2 separate regions of the Mus musculus genome follow, and region 1 is linked to region 2. A link is a loop called in an ENCODE intact Hi-C map of the cell type or tissue named here. Cell type or tissue: gastrocnemius. All regions are shown on one strand. Each heading gives the region's core, and the rest is flanking DNA. Links, peaks and the distances in the headings are about the cores only.

The links. A loop is a pair of places that touch in the nucleus more often than their neighbours do. Peaks named below come from ENCODE experiments on the same cell type or tissue, not always from the same donor. Only the 100,000 strongest peaks of a DNase experiment are listed, where the experiment ranks them.
Region 1: a loop joins it to region 2, with 13 times the contacts of the local background. A loop is called at or near these places in 40 of 42 quality-filtered maps.

The regions. Positions count from the first base shown.
Region 1 is chr14:27,409,261-27,419,505 of GRCm38, forward strand. It overlaps Gm52095 (a long non-coding RNA gene), which reads right to left. Exons shown (of 4, transcript XR_003951011.1): 2 at 9,699-9,844; 3 at 2,313-2,422. Among named protein-coding and RNA genes, the nearest start is that of Gm34702, 14 kb to the left of the region's middle. In gastrocnemius, for the core only: a CTCF peak has its summit at 4,918 (motif pointing left); no DNase peak of the experiment used is centred there.
Region 2 is chr14:27,183,318-27,193,562 of GRCm38, forward strand. It overlaps a transcript of Arhgef3 not described here. Among named protein-coding and RNA genes, the nearest start is that of Gm34848, 77 kb to the right of the region's middle. In gastrocnemius, for the core only: a CTCF peak has its summit at 3,894 (motif pointing right); a DNase peak (open chromatin) is centred at 3,900; H3K27ac peaks cover 2,243 bases.

The DNA.
Region 1 (10,245 bases), core at 1,279-9,278, 230 kb after region 2:
AGATTAGACCCTTGCCTCATCGAACGTCCCAAAACCTCATCTCTGAACAGTACTGCACTGTAAACTAAATCTTTTACCTGAGAGCTCATGAAAGATGTGCAAGATCCAAGCATACCAGCACAGTGTGGAGAGACAACCTGGAGATGTCCCTCATAGACTCAGAAGAACAGTGACCAGAGCACTGATGTCAAGACGCACGCACGGAACTCTGAAGACCATCTATCTATCCAAGACAATGAGGAAGAGCTCATGGTTTTGGGAATCATGTCTGTCCTCACAAACCAACCTAGGAAAATACCATAGTCTAGAGATCACTGTGAATTATTCAGAAGACTCTGGCTTCAGGAGTAGAGAAATAATTAGCCTTAAACACTATGATACTGCTGGACAGGTCTTAAAGACCAAAAAGACTTTAACTGTTTCCAAGTTACTGCACCCCAAAGGAAGGCCTAGGAATATAAAAATACAAAAGTACCCAGCATCTCTCATTAAAGTCCACAATGTTGATGATTCAACGATTCCAAGGCACAGACAGAAAAAAAAAATACAAAGACAAACTCACTGGCAGATAAGGGCATTAAACCTGCGGTTGCCGGTGGACTGGCAAGAAAGCAGCTGATAAGAAGCACTTGCAGCACCAGCCCTGTGGCCTGAGCCAGAACCTGTGATGGAAAGACAAAGCCAACCCCCATACCTCATGCCCACAGTAAATACAAACAAACAAACAACAAAACTCAAAAAAAACCAAAGGACTAGCTATTCCACATTTTTAATATTGAAACATAATATCAAAAAGATTTCACGAGGCAGTAGTTGCACACGCCTTTAATCCCAGCACTAAGGAGGCAGAGGCAGGTGGATTTCTAAAATTGGAAGCCAGCCTGGTCTACAGAGTGAGTTCCAGAATAGCCAGGCCTACACAGAGGAACCCTGTCTCAAAGAGAAGAGGAGGGAAGGAGAGGAAGGGAGAGAGAAAGAGAGATTTCTACAAATGAAAACTACCATGAATGAGGTAGAAAGTGCAGTATATGGGTTAAGAGGAGACAAGATGTTGCAGAAGAAAATGTTAGTAGAAAAGGCAACAAAATATCCAAATACAGAAGACCCCGGTTTTTGTTTGTTTGTTTTTTTGTTTTTTTTTTTTAATGATTTATTTATTTATTATATGTAAAGTACACTGTAGCTGTCTTCAGACGCACCAGAAGAGGGCATCGGATCTCATTACGGGTGGTTGTGAGCCACCATGTGGTTGCTGGGATTTGAACTTCAGTCCTTCGGAAGAGCAGTCAGGTGCTCTTACCCACTGAGCCATCTCACCAGCCCTGTTTGTTTTTTAATGAAAAGAGCTGGGGCAACTTTAAGCACCCTAGTTTACATGTAGAAAGAATCTCTAATGAAATAAGGAGGGCATAAAAATAGAAAAGAAAAAAGTGAAATAATGAATAACTCCAATTCGAAACTTGAAATTCTAAACCACAGATCCAAAGCAGCTCAGTAAACTACATGTACAGAAACATATAAAAAATGCATCAAAGTAGCCGGGTGTGGTGGCGCACGCCTTTAATCCCAGCACTTGGGAGGCAGAGGCAGGCGGATTTCTGAGTTCGAGGCCAGCCTGGTCTACAGTGTGAGTTCCAGGACAGCCAGGGCTACACAGAAAAACCCTGTCTTAAAAAACCAAAAAAAAAAAAAAAAAAAAAAAAAAAAAAAAAGCATCAAAGTGGGCTAGAGAGATCCGCAAGCAATTAAAAGCACTGGACACTTGTGGAAGACCAGGGCTGGGTTCCATAACCCACATGGCAGCTCAAAACCATCCATTACTCCAGCTCCAGGGGATCTGATGCCCCTTTCTGACCTTGGCAGGCACCAGGCATGCATGTGGTGCACATATAGACAAACCACACACGTAATACAAATATAAAAAATAAAAAATGGACAAGTTATCTGTACAGATACTTAACCAAAGAAGATACACGCCTGGCAGATAAGCAATGAAAAGATGTTCACCTATCCTAAACCTAAAACCAAAAGACCCAGCCACAGCTCACAAGCATAGGAAAAGATGCTCAGTGTCACAGACTCCTTGTGTAATGCAAATTAAGCCATCATACTACTATCCCTTAGGATGGCTGGTGTTTAAACACATGCACACGCACGCACACCTCGTGGTGGGGGAGAACAACGAGTTAGTGTTACACAGGCTATAGAGAAATTGTAAAGTCTGTGGGTTGTTACTAGCAACGTAAAATGATATGGTCAGGGTGAGAATATACAGAAGTTGTCTGCATTCTTGCACAGCTGTGGGGACTCACCTGACTGGGTGGCAAGAGAATGAAGACAAAACACACATACAGCAGCGAAGCTGTCATCAGGTTGACTGTGTCCTCTGCTGGTAAAACTGCACCCCGGAAGCCCGGTGCACCTATTATATACAGTTGAACAGCGGGGAAGTGGCGTTATCACACACAAATGAACAAGGAAGCAGGGTTTATAGATACAGCCAAACAAGAAGAGAGCTAGCTCATCTCAAGGAGCAGTCGGTCCCTGTCAGGGAGCAGTCTTTATCTGTAAATATGTGGGGTGAAAGCTATGATGAACATTTTCTGCACACACTACCAACATCCACATGTGGTCCAACGCAAAGCTTCTGCACCCCCTCTGAGCACCCCCACCCCCAGTGAAGGCTTTGCCATTTTTCCATGGTCTGAGGTTAGAGTTCTTGACATGATGTAACCATACCAACAGCACACCTTCACCCAGGACTTCACAAACCCTCAGGCCTTTCTGTGTTCCACCACAGAAGTTTCTCAAACAAATTAGACATAGAACCACCATAGGGCCCACCAAGATTACCTCTGAGTATGCAACCAAAAGAATCGAAAGCAAGATTTTAAAAAGATATTTTGCACATTCATGTTCACTGTAGCACAGAACCCAAGTATCTACCAGTGAGAGAATGGGACCAACAAAGTGTTACTGTTGGGGGAAATGGAGAAGAGGGCAAATAGGATCTGGGTTTCTTTATGTTAATTATCACAGCTTCCTGACTACAACTCTCAATAAAAGTTTCTGTTATAACATGCCCTAGGGCTTTGTGGGGGATGTCGGATCCAGGGGAGTTTTGCTCATGTTATGCTGAGGACTCTCCTCCGACATCAAGTGAAGTACAGGTTCTCCTGGATGTCTAGTCAGTATTTGGTTTGTTGCACACTATAGTCGTTAAATATTTAGTTTTAAATTAAAACAACACTTACAGAACCACACATGATTAAAGGAACTCATATTAAGGGAGTACCCAAGAGCTTCGGAGAAAGATGCAGAATCATGTAACCATAACTATAAAGATATTGAACCCTCTCACTATCCCTAAAGTGATCACTATCTCCTCTGCTCTTCCCAGTGTCCCCACCTACCCTTTCACTCCTGCTGACTCCTGACACAAAGTTAGAGTTTAATGTAATTGAAATAACGCAGTAAATGCCTGGCTTCTCTCCCTTCTCAGATTTTTAGTGTTTTTGGAAGTTGTCACATAGATCAGCGCCACATCTGTCTTACTGATGAGTGGCAGTCATCTGTCTGCCTGCGTTATATGTTTGCTCACTCATTTCCTGTTGGGTGGTTGACAAGTAAAACTGAAATAACATTCATAAGCAAGTATCGTTGTAGGCCTGTATTTTCACTTCCCTTGAGAAAACAAGGAGGATGCTCATGGTGGATTATACCGCACCAAGGATGTGTCTGGCAAGACGCGTCTCTGAACTGTTTACCACGTGGCTATACCATTTTACATTTCCAACAGTAAATCAAGTTGTCCCTATCTTGGCCTTTTTCCCCCTCTTCCTATTCTGATAGGCATGTAATCACATCTCATAGGATGTGTGCGTTTCCCTGATGGGTAATGATGCTGGGAATGGCCTCACATATTTTTTGCCCATTATACTTACTTTTGTGAAGTGTTCAAATACTTACCTATCTTTGTAGTGTTGTCCCCAATCAGTTTTTTTTTTAACAGTAAAAAGGGGGTTGTGGATATAGCACATAGTAGAGTCCATGTGCACAGACCTTAGGTTCAACCCCCAGTCCCACAAACAACAGCAAGAATCCTTGGGTCAGTGAGTTGGCTCAGTGGGTAAAGATGCTTGCTGGCAAGCCCAACAACCTGAGTTTGAACCCTGGAACCCACATAGTGGAAAGAAAGAACCCACTTCTGCAAGTTGTCCTCTGAATGCCATATATATTGCCCATACAATACACACTTATGTACCCACACACATACACACTTATGTACCCACACACATACACACTTATGTACCCACACACATACACACTTATGTACCCACACACATACACACTCATAAGTTTTAGAAGAATCCTTTAGACCTTAAATCATGACTCTTTGTAAATTTATACTTCATAAAAAACAGGAAATACTTGTAACTGAACTGTACCCATCTTGCTATTGTTCCAGGTTCCATCCAAGAACTGCACCCAACTCAGAGTTCTGGGAAAAATTCTGCTATGACTAAGTGATACTTAATACCAAAATTGCTATAATAAAAAATTACACACATATACATACATGTATGTATACATACATTTATCCACATGATTCTTCTGAAAATAATTTTTTTTTTGAGATAGAGTCTCAGTATTTAGTCTTGGCTGCCCTGTAGTTCATTATATAAATCAGGCTGTCTTCAAACTCATAGAGGTCTTCCTGCCTCTGCCTTCTGAATGCTGAGATTAAAGGAGTGTGTCTCCACAGCTGGCTTCCTCGAATTTTTAAAAGTACTGCCACCCTGGGATGCATGAAACTTTGCTTCAAAAACATCACATTTTATATATATCTTCCCATAGCGTGTATGTATATACACACTTGAAAAGCTAGTTTTTGAAACCGCTTAGTGATGTGTTGCTTCCCTCTGCTGGAATATTTGTGTATATGCTCTTGGGGGTCTATTAAGTTTTGAATGCCTGAAGTTTAGCATGGATGGACCTAGAGCTTCAAGGACTACTCCAGGTATTCAACAAATGGGTATTTTTATTTTATTTTTGTGAGATGTTTAAACTATTTTTCCATAAAAATAGGATTGTGCTTCGAAAAGGTATCTGGGTTAGAGGTGTATCTCAGTGGCAGAGTGCTGTACCACAAATATTAACAATTTTATACATATAATTATGACCTATATTGATCAACATCAGACACTACCTCAGTCTAGCCGTATCTGCCTTTACATCTGTGTACCATCAGGCTTTCAAGCCTGTGGACTTCACTCAAACATTCCAGAGGCTGGAGCCATTGCTTGGAGCCATCGCTTGGCATTTCAGAACTCTTGCTGCTCATCCAGAGAACCCAAGTTCAGTTCCCAGCACACACACACACACACACACACACACACACACACACTAGGTGTCTTGCAAAGCACCTGTAACTCCAGCTCCAGGGTACCCTGGCCTCCACAGGCACCCACATTCACACAGACATATTTTTTTTAAAATTCAAATACATTTTTTTTTATGAAATGTAACTTCTTTTTAACCTTGAAAGCTGTAAACTAGGGGCTGGAGATGTAGCTCATTGGCAGAATACTTAGATAACATGTACACCAAAGCTTCTAGTGCACGAATGTGCGTGCACACACACACACACACACACACACACACACACACACACAGGATGGAGGGCAAATAAGTAGTTTGCATCTATAATTCAAATACTCAGACTGCAGAAGCAGGAGGATTGCCTGGGATAAAAGAAACTGTATAGCTTGAGTTGTTTTATTTTGTGTGTGGGAGTAGGGTGGGGCGGGTAGGGAGTGGTGGTTGCAGTGGGAAGGAGGTGGGGGAAGGGGGGAAGATGGTGTTAGCAGTGTTGGGGGTAGTGGTAGGGGTTGGGAGTATGGGTGCTCTTGTTTTGCTGTGACAGACAATAAATCCAGAGCCTTGCACATTCTACTTCTGAACAGGATTATCGCTCAGCCCTGGAAGTATTTTTGACTTATTTTAAAAATATCTAACACCCTCATTTTATGGTTTACTATTTAATGCTTTCAGAACATTCTAAATTGCAGAAAGGAACATAGTGAGGATGGGGGAGTGCCACAGACCACCCCAGTCGGGCATGAGGGTCCCTAGAATGAGGGTCCTCGAAGCTAAGTGGGTAAGGATTCAGCGGTGACAAACAGAAACGAACACAGAGCCAGTTTGAATCTGAGTGCATTTTGTAGCTCTCAAGCAGGGGATTTTATACATTAAAAAAACCATCTCTTAGAAACTGTATCCAGTGAAACAATTACAAATATCAACAAAAATTATTTAGCACAGTAAAGCACAAAAATCATCCAAGCATTACAACTCTGAAACTGTATATTCAGCGAATCACAAACAGAACAGGTAACATCATTATTAATATAAATCATCAAAATATATCAATTCTAAAAGGATGTTTTCAGTGGGGGCAGTCATCCAAGGCTAGTGGCATACTTCCAAGAGGTTAGTAAATCTTTATGTTCAATTATTGTTTAACATTTAATGCCTGAATTTTTTAAATCAATCTTCAACACATAAATTTAAACTATTTTAATTCTTTCTAATTAAGGCTTTCTTTACCATATACCAAAACCCACCTCCAATGACACACGTGTAGCCATATGAAATTTTATTGTTGGGAAAGTTTTTTATCTATCATCATAGTTTCGTAAATGATTTAAAAAGTAAAGCGTTGGTTTCCCTGGGAATAAGGTCATATTAGTGACCCCCATCTTAAGGGATGGTTTCTTACCCATGATTCTTGCTTAAGATCTTGGCCTAAGCTACCAGGAATGTGGGGCATTGGGCTGTGCACAGACAGGCTGGTCCTCAGTCGAGCTGAGATGCTGAACCCCAGGACCCTGTGGTGATAATTCATCTACATGGGATGTAAGGAGTTCTCTCATGTCTCCTGGAACTCTGGCTCCTGTCTAAGTTACTGCCCCCCAGACCCCCCCCCCAAGAGAAACATGGCTAGAAGTCACGTAGGCAATGGCCCAAGCTTCTGACCTTCAGGCTAAACTCCCCAGTTACCTAGCAACAGTAAAGACCATAAAAGGGGCTGTTAGGCCCCCTACCTTGCTCTCTTACTCTCTTACTTCTCACTCTCTTATTTCTTACCCCTCAAGCTCACCCCCTCTCTCCTCTCCTTTCTTCCTCTGACTCTTTCTCTCTAGCCTTTCCTCTCTTCTTCTCTTTCCTTTCTACCTTCTCTCTTTCCCCCTGTCTTTCTATAATAAAGCTCTAAAACCATAGACAGTCTCTGCTCATCAAGGCTGCACTCACTCTTGTCGATGTTGGAAACCTCTTCCCTCATCCCTCTCTCCCATAACCCCGGTGGCTTTAGCAAAGTAGCTCGGGAATCCCAGGTAGGGCTGCCCCTTTGCCACCCTGCAAAGAGTGGGTCAGAGGCTTAGATGTCCACCTGGGGATGAGTGGAAAGTGTGTGGCAGCTCTCTCATGCCTGACTGACCAGAGAATAGGTAAAACTCTGGCAGGGTGTGGGTCTTTCCTCCTCCTCCCTCTTCCTCAGCCCCTCTGAAGAGCAGCTAGCTAGTTCTCTAAACTGAAGACTCATCTTTTCAGATTCTCTGGGATCCTTTTGATAACAGTGTTAATTCTTTGTGAGGGGTTCACTCACATGGCCTAATTGCTATGTTCTATTGCTATGACAAAATACCATGACCAAGGTAACTTATAAAGGGAGCCATTTAATCAAAGGCTCACAGTTGCAGAGGGTTAGTTCATGACCATCATGGAAGGCAGGCATGGTGCTAGAACAGTAGTAGCTGAGCACTTACCTTGAATCTGTAAGATGGATGTGGGGGGGTGAAGGGAAAGAGAGAGAGAGAGAGAGAGAGAGAGAGAGAGAGAGGTTTTCTTTTAAAAGATTTGTTTATTTTATGTATATGAGTACACTGTAGCTGTCTTCAGACACATCAGAAGAGGGCATCCATTACTGATGGCTGCAAGCCACCATATGATTGCTGGGAATCAAACTCAGGCCCTCTGGAAGAGCAGTCAGTGCTCTTAACCACTGAGCCATCTCTCCAGCCCCCATGGCCTGGACTTCCTAAACCTCCAATCCTATCCTCAAGTGACATACCTCTTCCAACAAGGCCACACCTCCTAATCCTTCTCAAATAGTTCTAATTGGGACCAATAATTCAAGTATATGGGTCTACGGGGACCACTCTTATTTAAGCCACCACAACTCCCAAAGCTTCTGCCTCCAAATACCATAGCATCAGAGATTAAGTTACAATATAGGAATTTTGAGGACATATAAACATTCAGTGTCTGCCAATGAAAGAGTGAAACTTTTCTTGAATCATTTCTGAAGCTTAAATATTTAAATTACATTGTGTGCTGGTTAGTTTTGTCGATTTGACACAGCTGTAGTAATCTGAAAGGTGGAAATCCCAAATGAAAAAATGTCTTTATGGGTTAGGGTTGTAGGTAAACCTGTAGGGCATTTTCTTAAATAGTGATTGATGGAGAAGGACCCAGCCCATTATGAATAGTGCCATCCCTGAGCTAATGATCTTAGTTCTATAGGAAATCAGGCTGGGGCTAGAGAAATGGCTCAATGATTAAGAGCACTGGATTCTTTTCCAGGGGACCTAACATTCATAATGGCAGCTCACAACTGTCTGTTAAGTCCAGTTCTAGAGGATCCAACGCCTTCGCACAAACATACATGCAGGCAAAAGACCAATGCACATAAAATAAGTAAGTGAATAAATAATTTAAGAAACAAAGAAAGAGAGCAGACTGAGCAAGCCATGAAGAGCAAGCCAGGAGCAGCTTCCCTCCACGGCCTCTGCCTCAGCTCCTGCTTCTGGGTTCCTGCTCTGTTTGAGTTCCTGCCCTGACTTCCTTCAATGATGGACTATGATGTGGAACTGTAAGCCAGACAAACAAATCCTTTCCTCCCCAACTGCTTTTGGTTTGTGGTGCTTTATCACAGCAATAGGAACCTTGACTAAGATGCTTTATATATAATTCTACAAGAATCTGGCAGGTGTCGCCAACTAACCAGTTCATGGGCTGCATATGACTGAGGAAAACTATGAATATTGCCCAACATAAGTTCATAAACTTACTTGAAACACCATGAGATTTGTATCTTACACTAAGGCTTCTCTAACATATTTCTAGAAATAGTATTGTATTTACTACAATAAATTTTGGAACAAAATTTGATAATCTTTAGTGTCTTACATTGTCCATTATATTTGCAAGGAACTTGTATTACTATGGGCCATATGATGTATGACACCAAATCAGTTAAGACAGAGAAGAACTCATTTGCACATCTAAGTGTGACTTTTCCTGAGGAGATGTGAAAAACATTTTTTTCTCTTATATATTACACCCTGATTGCAGTTTCCCCTCTACCTCTCCAGTCTCTCCTCCACATCTCCCCTCTCTCCCAGATCCATCTTCCCTCCTCTGCCTTTCCTCAGAAAAGAGCAGGCTTCCGAGGGACATCAACAAAATCGTGGAATAAGAAGCTACAATAAAACAAGGCATACATCTTTACACCAAGGCTCGATGAAGTAACCCAGTAGGAGGACTAGAGTCCCAAGAGCAGGTATAAGGGTCAGAGGCAGCCCTCGCTCCCACTGTTAGGAATCCTACAAGAATATCAGCCATAACATACTTACATAGAACCTAGGTCAGACCCCTACAGGCCCCTTGATCTCTGAGACTCCCGTGAGTCCTCGTCAGTTGATTCTGTGGTCACAGTGAACTTCTTTTTACTGTAGCGAGGGCACTGATAGACAAAGTAGACATTCCACTGAAGTGTAGCCTGGAGACCAATGAGATCATTGGGGTTACTTACAGGAACCTGGGCGACTCAAAGACAGCAGTATCATGGAAAAGCCTACCTCCCAGTGGGCAAGGACTTAGGAAAGCTGCATCCTTCCAACTCCACCTTCAGTGGCCGCTCTTGAAAGTTTCTTCTCTCTGGGTAATTACTTACTGTTGGATAGTCTCGGGGAGGGTGTCTTAGGGTTTCTATTCCTGCACGAAACATCATGACTAAGAAGCAAGCTGGAGAGGAAAGGGGTTATTCAGCTTACACTTCCACATTGCTGTACATCACCAGTGGAAGTCAGGACAGGAACTTACACAGGGCAGGAACCTGGAGGCAGGAGCCGATGCAGAGGCCATGAAGGGGTGCTGCTTACTGGCTTGCTCAGAGTGTTT
Region 2 (10,245 bases), core at 875-8,874:
TGATAGATTATGAGGGGGGCTCCGTGGGGAGGAGGGGGTTTGAAGAGAAGCAGATGCAGAAGTGTGGGAGGGCAGGTCTCTGTGGAGGCTAGAGCCCTGCAGGCGGATGATGCAGATGTTCCATATTTGTAGATCTGCAACTGGGGACGAGGAGGGATGATGTGAATGGGAGAGGAGCTGGAGCCCTCATCTTCCTATCCTCTGGTAACTCAGTTGCAGAATTGCTTCTCTGCAGGTGTGGGAGGCGGTTAATGATTGATAAAGATCAATGTTAGCCCGTCTGCATGACCCGTTTCCATTAAAAAAAAAAAAAGAGTCTTCAATGCCTGGACTAAAGGAGGCTCAGATATGTTGGTTTTTAACCAGATTTTTATCTGGAGGTCTTTGTGTTTAATCTTGGCTTCTTCTAAACTCTCATCAGAGTCTCAAATTCAAAAGCCATGCTATGAAATTTTACTCTCTCCTGCCCCCTGGTGACCGACTTTTGAATACCAACTTTGAATTCACTACTCTTCATGGCTATCTTCTTACATGCAAGGTACCACAGAGATGCCACAGTGCTTGATCACGTATTGGCCACCCAGGCCGTTCCCAGAGGGGAAGCCGTGCATCCAAAGAATGTTGCAATGAATTCTGCCGGTTTCTGGTTGTATGTTTTAGCATCTGCCACTGCTCTGATGCGCAACGCCCCAGCATTCCCAGGGCTAAGCAGAGCGCCGACATTGCCCCTCTCACCCCAGCGTTTGTAGGGTGTCTCCTCTCTGTGGTTCTGGGCTGGGGACGATGGTAGTATCCTGTTCATCATTATAAATCCAAAGGTAAAGGGAGGAGAAATTCCCTGTCTGTGTGGCATCCCTGTCCTGAGAGAATCGAGACATCTGATAAGGGGAAAGTGAGGCTTCCTCGTGAGGGAAAGCGGTGAGGTGGCTGCTGGAGCTCGTTGCCCTTCCTGGAACAATCAGAGAAACACTTGTTTTTCTACAACTAGACTCTTAAAAACAAAGCTTTTAAGATGGTTGATAGCCATCAATTTCAATAGATGGATTTCAGTGTCAATAGATAGATGTCAATTTTCAACAGGTAGGCATCAGTCTTGATACACAAGTGACAGTTTCAATGGATGTTTACTGTAAGTAACTCTTTTGGTTAACTCTCTTCGGGTCAGGGTCCATCATAGAACCACGCACATACCAGAACCGGTGAGTTCCTCTTTTCCTGACAGAATCCTGGTTATATTGCCTGCTTACCACGCCTTTCCTTGTCATTGGTTGGCATGGAATTACAGCCTCATTATCTGAGTGCCACAGTCTTTACCCTACCCCGTGAGGCCGAATCTGTTTGGTAGGACACGGCTGCTGAATGTGGCTGGGGCAGATGGGGGTACTTGACTCTATAATCATGGTGTGGTATTGGCACAGAAGCTGCTGTAAAGACCCTGGTTATAGGTGTTCAAGTTCACATGACCCAACCTTCTCTCCAGCATGTCCCACTCGCTGCCACAGGATGTTTGCACATGCCGTATCAGGCTGGGGTGCCTCTCTCCATGCCTGAAGTACTTTACATTTCAATCGTGTCATGTGAAGATTCATTTTATTTGGTCTGTTGACCAAATATATACATTTAACCCAGGTAAAAAATTTGTTTAACTCAGCAAAAAGTAACAGGGTGAGGATGAGAATCTTATTTTAAGGATGACCAAGGAATGAACACAGATACACAGACACGCACAGACATATATATACACACACACACACACATACACAAATTTATGTATGTTTGTATCATATATAAAAATATACATACATATATAATACCAGAAGATACTACAGAAAAGGGAAGACTATATTAAATACAAACTTGGATATAAACCATGCTAGTTCATTTAGGACAGTAAAACTGACCTTTGAGGCTAGGCCTGAAAAATTATTTTGCTGTGTGTCTATGCTTTGTAAGTTGATAGCCTAACTGTGCAGAGTCTGGGAACAAACCAAAAGCAAACAATGAATCAAGTAAAGTTAATCTTAGTGTTGTTTCCTGTTGCTATGATATAACACTGACAACCACACCTTAAAGGAAGGGAGGGAGGGAGGGTTTATTTGGCTCCCAGTTCTAAGTTCTGGCCATTATTGTAGGGATGTTAAGGTGGTAGATACTTGGAGCACACTGGTCATGTTCCATCCGCAGTCAAACAGAGGGCAGTGAATTACTGCATACATGCCTATGCTCAGCTTGAATTCCCCACCTAGGGAATAGTGCCACCCACAGTGGGCAGGTCTTCCCATCTCATTTAAGACGATCAAGATAATCTCCCACAGGGAGGCTAGCCTCATCTAAGTCTCTCACTGAGACCTTCTTCCCAGGTGATTCTAGAAGTTGACATGCTAACTGCGGTTCCCTTCCCTGTAAGCTGGTTCATGCTATAGATGACTAAAGTTCTGTTTTAGTTTCTAGCTTTGGGTAGTTTTCTAAGAGGCTTTATATCCTGAGTGCCCAGTACAGTGCCTGGCACAACCTGGGGGCTGGTGACTGTTTCCTGTGGGAATGGAGAAAAGGCTGAGCCCCTAAGTATTAATGGCTAGGGTGTAATTCCAGGAAAAACTTTCTATGAGGAAGTGCAGACCCAGCCATCACATCTGCGGATTTGGGGTCAGGACTGGCTGTGTGCAGAAGGGCAGCTATCACCGTGTGGAAATCCAGCAATCAGAATGGGGTTATCAAGCAGGAAGTGGGGCTTAAGAGCGAGGGGGAGCTCCGTGATTAGGGCAGAGAGCAGGGAAGGAAAGGAACTGTTGTTTCTGGCACTGCCTACATGTTGCTCTGTCATGTGAGCTGGGCTCCAGGGCCATCTTGCCCTTGATAGCCCTCTTTACAGCCTCCGCCCTCTGCCCTGAGCATCCCAGAGCAGAGCTGTGGAGTCAGCAAGATGTACTTGGGATTCACTGAGCTGAGGGACCCTTAGTAAGGGACAGGCCCTCTCTCAGCCCTGATTTCCTTATCTATAAAAACACCAAAGTCCGTGGCTCTGTTGTATTTGGAGATTTGAAGTGCACATCAGCAGTGGGCAGTCTTTGTACCCTGTACTGTGACTCTCCAACAATAACCCAAGACACCGTTTATACGCAGCAGCAGTCTTCAGCTCTGGTTCTTTAGCTGCCTGAAGACTGTGCCCAAGTTCACTCAAATACTGGAAGACTCCAGAACAGGCCAGCCAGGATCTACTGAGTCTGACCCTACATTGTCTTGTCCTCTCTGCCATTAGCCACTGTTCCTGGCCCAGACCTGCTGGGGTTTTCTGGAAGGAAATAGCAGATTGTATTTAGGGTATGGTTTGTAAAGTTTAGAGTTTAGTAGCCATGAGGACAGTCTCTTAAGATGGTGTTGGGACACTCTGGGCCTTTGGACACTTAGAGAACTCAGGCAGCTTGCTGCATCCTTCGATACATCTGGTGCTTCAGCACTCACGGGGGCATCTGTAGACGACATTCAAGTGCTCCAGAAAACAAGAGCAGCAGCAGCAAGAAAACTCCCTAAGTAAGGAAAGTCCAAATATAACCTTTTCCTATCAGTTCTGTTGAGAAATGAAATCTTTTAATTTTCAGTTCCTGTTTTATTTTGTTTACTTAAACATTTAGAACACGTTTTGTGTGTGTGTGTGTGTGTGTGTGTGTGTGTGTGTGTCTGTATCAGAGGACAGCTTTTGAGAGTCACGTCTTTCTTTGTACCTTATGTGTCTTAGGGATCTGACTCAGGTTGTCAGGGTCAGGTGTCTTTACTCACTTGTCTTGCCAGATCTCAATTCCAGTTTTTGAAAGGGCTTAGTCTGGATATACTGTTTAGACTGGCTGCTGAGCCCTTATAGAGGGGCGAGGCTCCTCCCTGCATTTCTGATGACGGCCACCAGAGGGGACTGTGCACCCACACTCTGTGCGACTTCTTAGCTTTGTCCTTGTAGAGGTAGGAGCCCTGTTCTCTCCAACCCTTAGCCCTAGAAAAGATTCACTTCTAGCTATTTCCAGTGGAACTTTGTGTTCTCCAGGAGGGGCCTCACCCCATTAAAGCTACAGTGACTGTGTTAGTATCATAACACCCAGGTCTGCCCAGCCAAGTCTTGAAGGGAGTGAATTCTCCAACATTCCTTCTTAGAGCACAAGAATCAGACAGGAGTGTGTGTGTGTGTGTGTGTGTGTGTGTGTTGTAGTAGTAGTAGTAGTAGTAGTAGTAGTACTCACAGAAGTTGCCTAGAGTCACAACATCAATTACCTGGGGTACATCCTAATCAAATCCATCCTCCAAAAACTCCCATGGGGACCTGCATCTCATCTCCCTCCCAATTCATGCCCTCCTTTTAAATTTATTTATTTGTTTGTTTATTTATTTAACCCACTGAGTCTGATTAACACTACCTATAAGCACATGAGTACTGGGGTGTGGGAAATCTATCAGTGGCCAGGCTTCTAAAGAAAAGTGGCTCTCCCTCCTCTAGCAATCATGAACTGCCAATGTGCCTCAGCTGGGGCAGAGCCCTGGGAGAACCCCCTATACATGACCCTGTCCTCCATGATGGAATTTTGGATGGACTTTATCTTGTGCAGGGTACCATAGCTGCTGCAGAGTTGTGTGAGCAGAAGCTACACCATGACCAGGGGACAGCAGTTCATGGCTCTCCTCCCTGTCCTTTGACTCTTATGTCCTTTCTGCTCCCTCTTCAGCCCCTTAAGCTTCCAGGACAGGCTCTGATAGAGGTGCTCTCATCTACGGTTGACCGCTCACAGCCGTTTTTCACACTTTCAGCAGAAATGCATCTCTGCAGAAACCACCGCCCACTGCAACAAGAACCTTCCCTGACCAAGGCTGGGTGGACACAGCACCAGACTATGGATCTGAACACAGATGTTTAGAAGGGAGTTTGACAACAGGGTCATTTAGAAAAACAGCATCAGTAGGTACTTAGAGTCTCTTAAACATCACCTGCTTTCTCCGAGGATTTCATGTCTGTCTTTACTTGGCATTTTTCAGGTTATGATTTCTGTAACTGTTGCATTTCCCTTTCATTTTCTTTCATGGCCCTCAGCTGCAGCTCAGTTGGTGGGTGCTTGCTTGCATGCCCACAGCCCTGCCTCTAGCTCTGGCCTTGCATAAAAAGTGGGGGTGTCTGTGCACACCTGCAACCTTAGCAGGAGGACCAAAAATTTAAGACGGTCCTTGGCTGCGTAGTGAGTTTGAGGTCAGCCCCGGCTACATGAGACCCTGCCTCTTAAGAAACAAAACAAATCACAAAGCCAAAACAACTAACTAGATAAATAGAAATAAAGGAAGTTAAGCCAGATGTACTGTTTCACATCTACAACGCTAGCACTCGGGAAAGCTATACAAAATTACCATGAGTTTTCAGCCAACCCCGAGCTACAGAGTAAGACCCTGTCCCAAAACAAATGAAACAAACTCCAGTGGGGGGAAAATAGGTTAATTAATGAAATGAAATTCAATCCAGGCTCACAGCAAGGAAAAAAAGAAATGTTGATGTCAGCTTCCAGCAGTTTGGGCTTATCTCCAGTTTTACAGAGTTGGTAACTTGTTAGACACTGTCAAAAGAATGACCCATGGGGAGCTATGCCTTGGGGAACTGTGACAGAGGCTCCAGAAAAAAGGACAGAGGGCCTTTTACCTCAAGTGCATTTTGTTCCCTGGATGGTTCTTGGATGTGACTCTATGCCTCCTGTGACAAACATTGACATTCAGTTTATAAGACATGTTTATTCTTGTTGGATGTCAGAGCGTAGCCACAGAACCCAAACTGGTCCATGTACCCCGAATCTGGATACAGCCTTCTGCTTGGCGTTTGTGCCCTCCCAGATATAATCTATTATGTGTGCCAGGCAATTGTGTTTAAATTGGACTCTCCTGAGAAAGTTCTGGGAAAGGGCTACTCTGTTAATATTTAGTATGTGCTTACTGGCATTTATTTACGTGTTTTTCTGAACTCAAACAACCTTCCTTAGATCATTGCTTTCATAGTGACAGTTGTCTATGAATGTACATTGAAATGGAAATCGGACTGTCTGCAGAACTAGACTGCAGTCTGCCCCATTCTTTCAGGTCTTCAGATCCTAGGTCCAGCAGACAAGATCTACACAGGTCGACTGAAAAGTTGACAGAAACTGAGGCTGGGGAAGTGTTGAGGCAGCTCCTTGGGTACTGGCCTGAGTGGGGCTCTGGGGTGGATTGAGGGAGAGGTAGCAGGGAAGAGAGGGGTCCCTGTGTGGGGAGCTGCAGCCCTCTCAGCCAGGAGCTTGGGACTGGAGGATACAGGCTTTTTAAAATGATTGAAAGTGACTAGCTTTAGGGTCCTGGGAGGTCTCTGAGGATGAAGGCAATGCAGACAGAGCCTGACTGGCTTTGCCTAGTCTTCACCTGCATGTCCTGACCTGTTTCTAGAGCCTGTAAGATGCTGGAGACACAAACGCACATGCGTGCGGAGGTGCAGGTCCCCGTCTATCTGTCTTTCTTCTGAGCAGTTTCTGCTCCACCCCCCAACCCCCTTACACTCAACTGCTACGCTTCTGTCTGTTAATAAGTCGACTCCAGCAGTGCCTGGGCCTCTGAGGCTGTAACTTTGAGGTACTTGATAGTTGCCTTGAGCAGCCTTGAGGAAACAGTGACTTTCAGAGGCTTGTCTCTATCCTGTTCCCTGAACATAAAACTTCCCAGGGAGCCTAGCTAGCTCAGCTGCCTGCTGGTGCCCTCTCCAGCCCAAAGTCTCCATTAACACCTGAGTGTGCATGGCTTGCTCACACCAGGCAGCCATTGAGAGATGCCAGGCAAATAAATGTGTGTGAGGTGACTGTGAGTACAGTGTTGGAGTCCCCAGACTGCCCTTAGAGCGGATGGTCACCTGGGTCCCATGCTTTGTGTTCCTCTTGGAACCCAGCTTTCTCTTCTGTCTTCACCAAGTAGCTGGCTCTGAGTTCTGCAACCCACTCACATGCTTAGCCAAGGTGACAGGGACCCAGCAAAGGGCAGCAGATGCAAGGATAGCACCCGCCAGCCAGTTGCAGATGGCCTGTGCTGTCCAGGCTGCCCCACAGCTACACCAGTACCAAGCTTCCTCAAACTTATGTATAAGCTGGGTGTGGTAGTGCTTGCCTGAGGAACTGGGGAAATGACCAGAAGATCAAGGTTAGCTGCAGTATAATAAGCTTGAGGACCCTGTCTCAAAAACAAACAAACAAACAAACAAACAAATAGATCTGGCCTCCATGAGCATCGCATGCATGTGATGCACATAGACACATGCAGGCCAAATACCCATACACGTTAAGTAAATCTTAAAAAAGATAAAGCAGAATAAATATAAATAAGTGACAGTGTATGTCCATGCTCCTTTAAAACCGTGTGCTCACTCAGAACAACTTTTCAGGCTTCATTGTCCTTTGAAAGAGTTCACAGGACTGAGAAAAAAAATAAAATCCTTTTTCTTGCAGAAAAAAATTACACATATATTATGTTATATATACCATATATGTACATACATGCATATATATATATATATATATATATATATATATATGTGGAGGGGCTGGTGAGATGGCTCAGTGGATAAGAGCACCTGACTGCTCTTCCGAAGGTCTGGAGTTCAAATTCCAGCAACCATATGGTGGCTCACAACCATCTGTAATGAGTTCTGACTCCCTCTTCTGGAGTGTCTGAAGACAGCTACAGTGTACTTACATATAATAAATAAAAATAAATAAATAAAAAGAGGCAGGAGGATTCTGAGTTCGAGGTCAGCCTGATCTGCAGAGTGAGTTCCAGTGCAGCCAGGGCTACACAGAGAAATCCTGTCTCAAAAAACCAAAAACCAAAAACCAAAAAACAATTGGATATCTGGGATCTGGAGGGTGTGCTGATGTTCCTCGGGTACCAGCAGGTGTGTATATATGGGGTGGGAACTAGGGAAAGACCAATAATTGTGTAGCCACCAAGCACTCCAGAGAGATGACTGCACTGCCCAGGGCCAGCTGCCCTGTGCTTCCTGTGTTTTGATCTTGAGATCACTCTAAGAGCCAGGTTGGGCTTACTCTTTCCTGTATAGGTCTTTGGCATTTCAAGTCTATAAAAGTCTGCATAAAGGAATAGTATTTACTTAGTTATAGTTTGTGTTGGTGGCTAAAAATGAGCGTCATACAACATACTAATAGTTGTTTTGGAAAATGTTCAAGGGATTAAAAAATTCTACCATTATCAATACTATAATACTTAAGAAAAAGGGAAAAAAATCACATAACCTCCTGAGTTGATTCATTATGTAATGTTATACCCATCCCACCCCCACCCCCCTTTTTAAAGATTTACTTATTTTATGTGCATTGGTGCTTTGCCTGCATGTGTGTTTGTGAGGGTATCAGATTCCCTGGAACTGGAGCTACATACAGTTGTGAGCTGCCATGAGGGTGCTGAGAACTGAACCCAGGACCTCTGGAAGAGAAGCCAGTGCTCTCAACTGCTGAGTCATCTCTCCAACCCCCCCCCCCCCTTTTTTGAGGCCAGGCTTTATGTACTTCATGCTGGCCTTGAACTTGGTATACAGCTAAGAATGATCTTCATGCCTTCTCCCCCTGAGTACTGAGGTTGCAAGGGTGCAGTCATGGGTTTGTTTATACCCTTCCTTTTAATTTAGTTATTTTAATTGAACTGTTTCCTCATGATTCCTCAAACTAGCAGTCAGGCCCTGCCCTTCTGTCTCTGTCCCCACCATCCACTAGTCACTAGTAAGAGGTCCTCTTCTGTAAGGGTCTAGGATCTAGGACAGTGACTCCAGAGGTCCCTGTCCTAGGGGGTGAGCATCATATTATGGAATCTGAGTGTGAAGAAAGTGACAGGAAAACAGAAGGTTGTGGAGTCTCTGGGTGATGGGCCTGGGGATGTCCCATGGTTGGCAGGTACATGGTGGTCTACAAAACTCATCTATGGTGGGGAGCCAGATTTATATACTATATGGAATTTCTACACAAAAAGAAGCACCGATGAAGGCTTTGGACCTTGGTTCCTCCCATGTGGGTGAGCTGAAGACGTGTGTTCAGGTGTGTGCAGGGACAGTTGTTGAATGAGACCTCCGTGTAAGACATTGAGCCCGACCCTCATCTGAACTGTAGCAGGGTTGTTCCACACATGCAATGGGAGTTCCCACAGGAAACTGGGTGGTTCTTGGCACCCTCCTAGGCTGTTACTGGGGCAGGGTGGTTCAGAGAGGTTTCTTAGAAGCCTTTGTGACCACAGTGGTTGTGAAGGATATTCACAAGGCTTACCGACCCTGAGTGTGATAGGGAACCGGAGGGTACCTAAAGTGAGTGGCTTCAGCAAGGCAGCAGGGGGCAGCAAAGACCCCAGGAACCCACACCCTCCTGGCAAGGTAACTGCTTATCCCCAGCTGACCACAGGTGGGAATGTGAGGTCACCTGTGGGAACGCTGTCCTTGATTGCTAGAGTTTCTAGACCTTTCACCTAAGCTAGACACCTGCTGTCTAAATGGAATTGGCTAGCCTTGGAAATGACCCCCAAAGTATATAAGCTTGAGGGTCGTATAAATCATACTAAGAGTCTGCCATTTCTAACTCGAATGCCGGGCTTAACCTAGAGGCTAAATTGTGATGACTGGTTATTATGTTTATGTTTTCTACTTGGCTTGGTAATAAACATTATCTGTAAGCAGGAGGTAGGGTAAGAGAGAAGAGAGACATTTCTATAACTCAGTAGGCTCCTTGCTGTTAATTCTCACGGATGCCTCTGGGGTTGGGGTGATGGAGCCCGTGGACTGAGGAGGCTGTTAGTAGATTAGCTCAGGGAAGTGGTTAGTGGGCCTGTGTGTAGAATGGAAGGAAAGGGAGGCGTGGCTCTGTAGGCCCTGTCCACTTCCCGGGACCTGGGGGTGCTCTGTGCCCTTTCCCAGTCCATCGTCCAGCCTCTCTGTCTTGGGAGGAAAGGATTGATTTTATCTTACAGCTTGTAGCCCACTACTGAGGGAAGTCAAGGCAGGAAGCTAGAGGAAGGAACAGAGGCAGAGGAAGCAGAGGCCATGGAGGAACACTGCTTGCTAGCTTGCCCTTTCTGGCTTGTTCGGCTTGCTTTCTTATACAACCCAGGTGAGCTGGGCTGTCCCATGCCAATCATAATTCAAGAAGATGTTCCATAAGCCAATCTGGTGGGGGCATCTTCTCAACTGAGATTTCCTTTTTTTCCAAATGATTC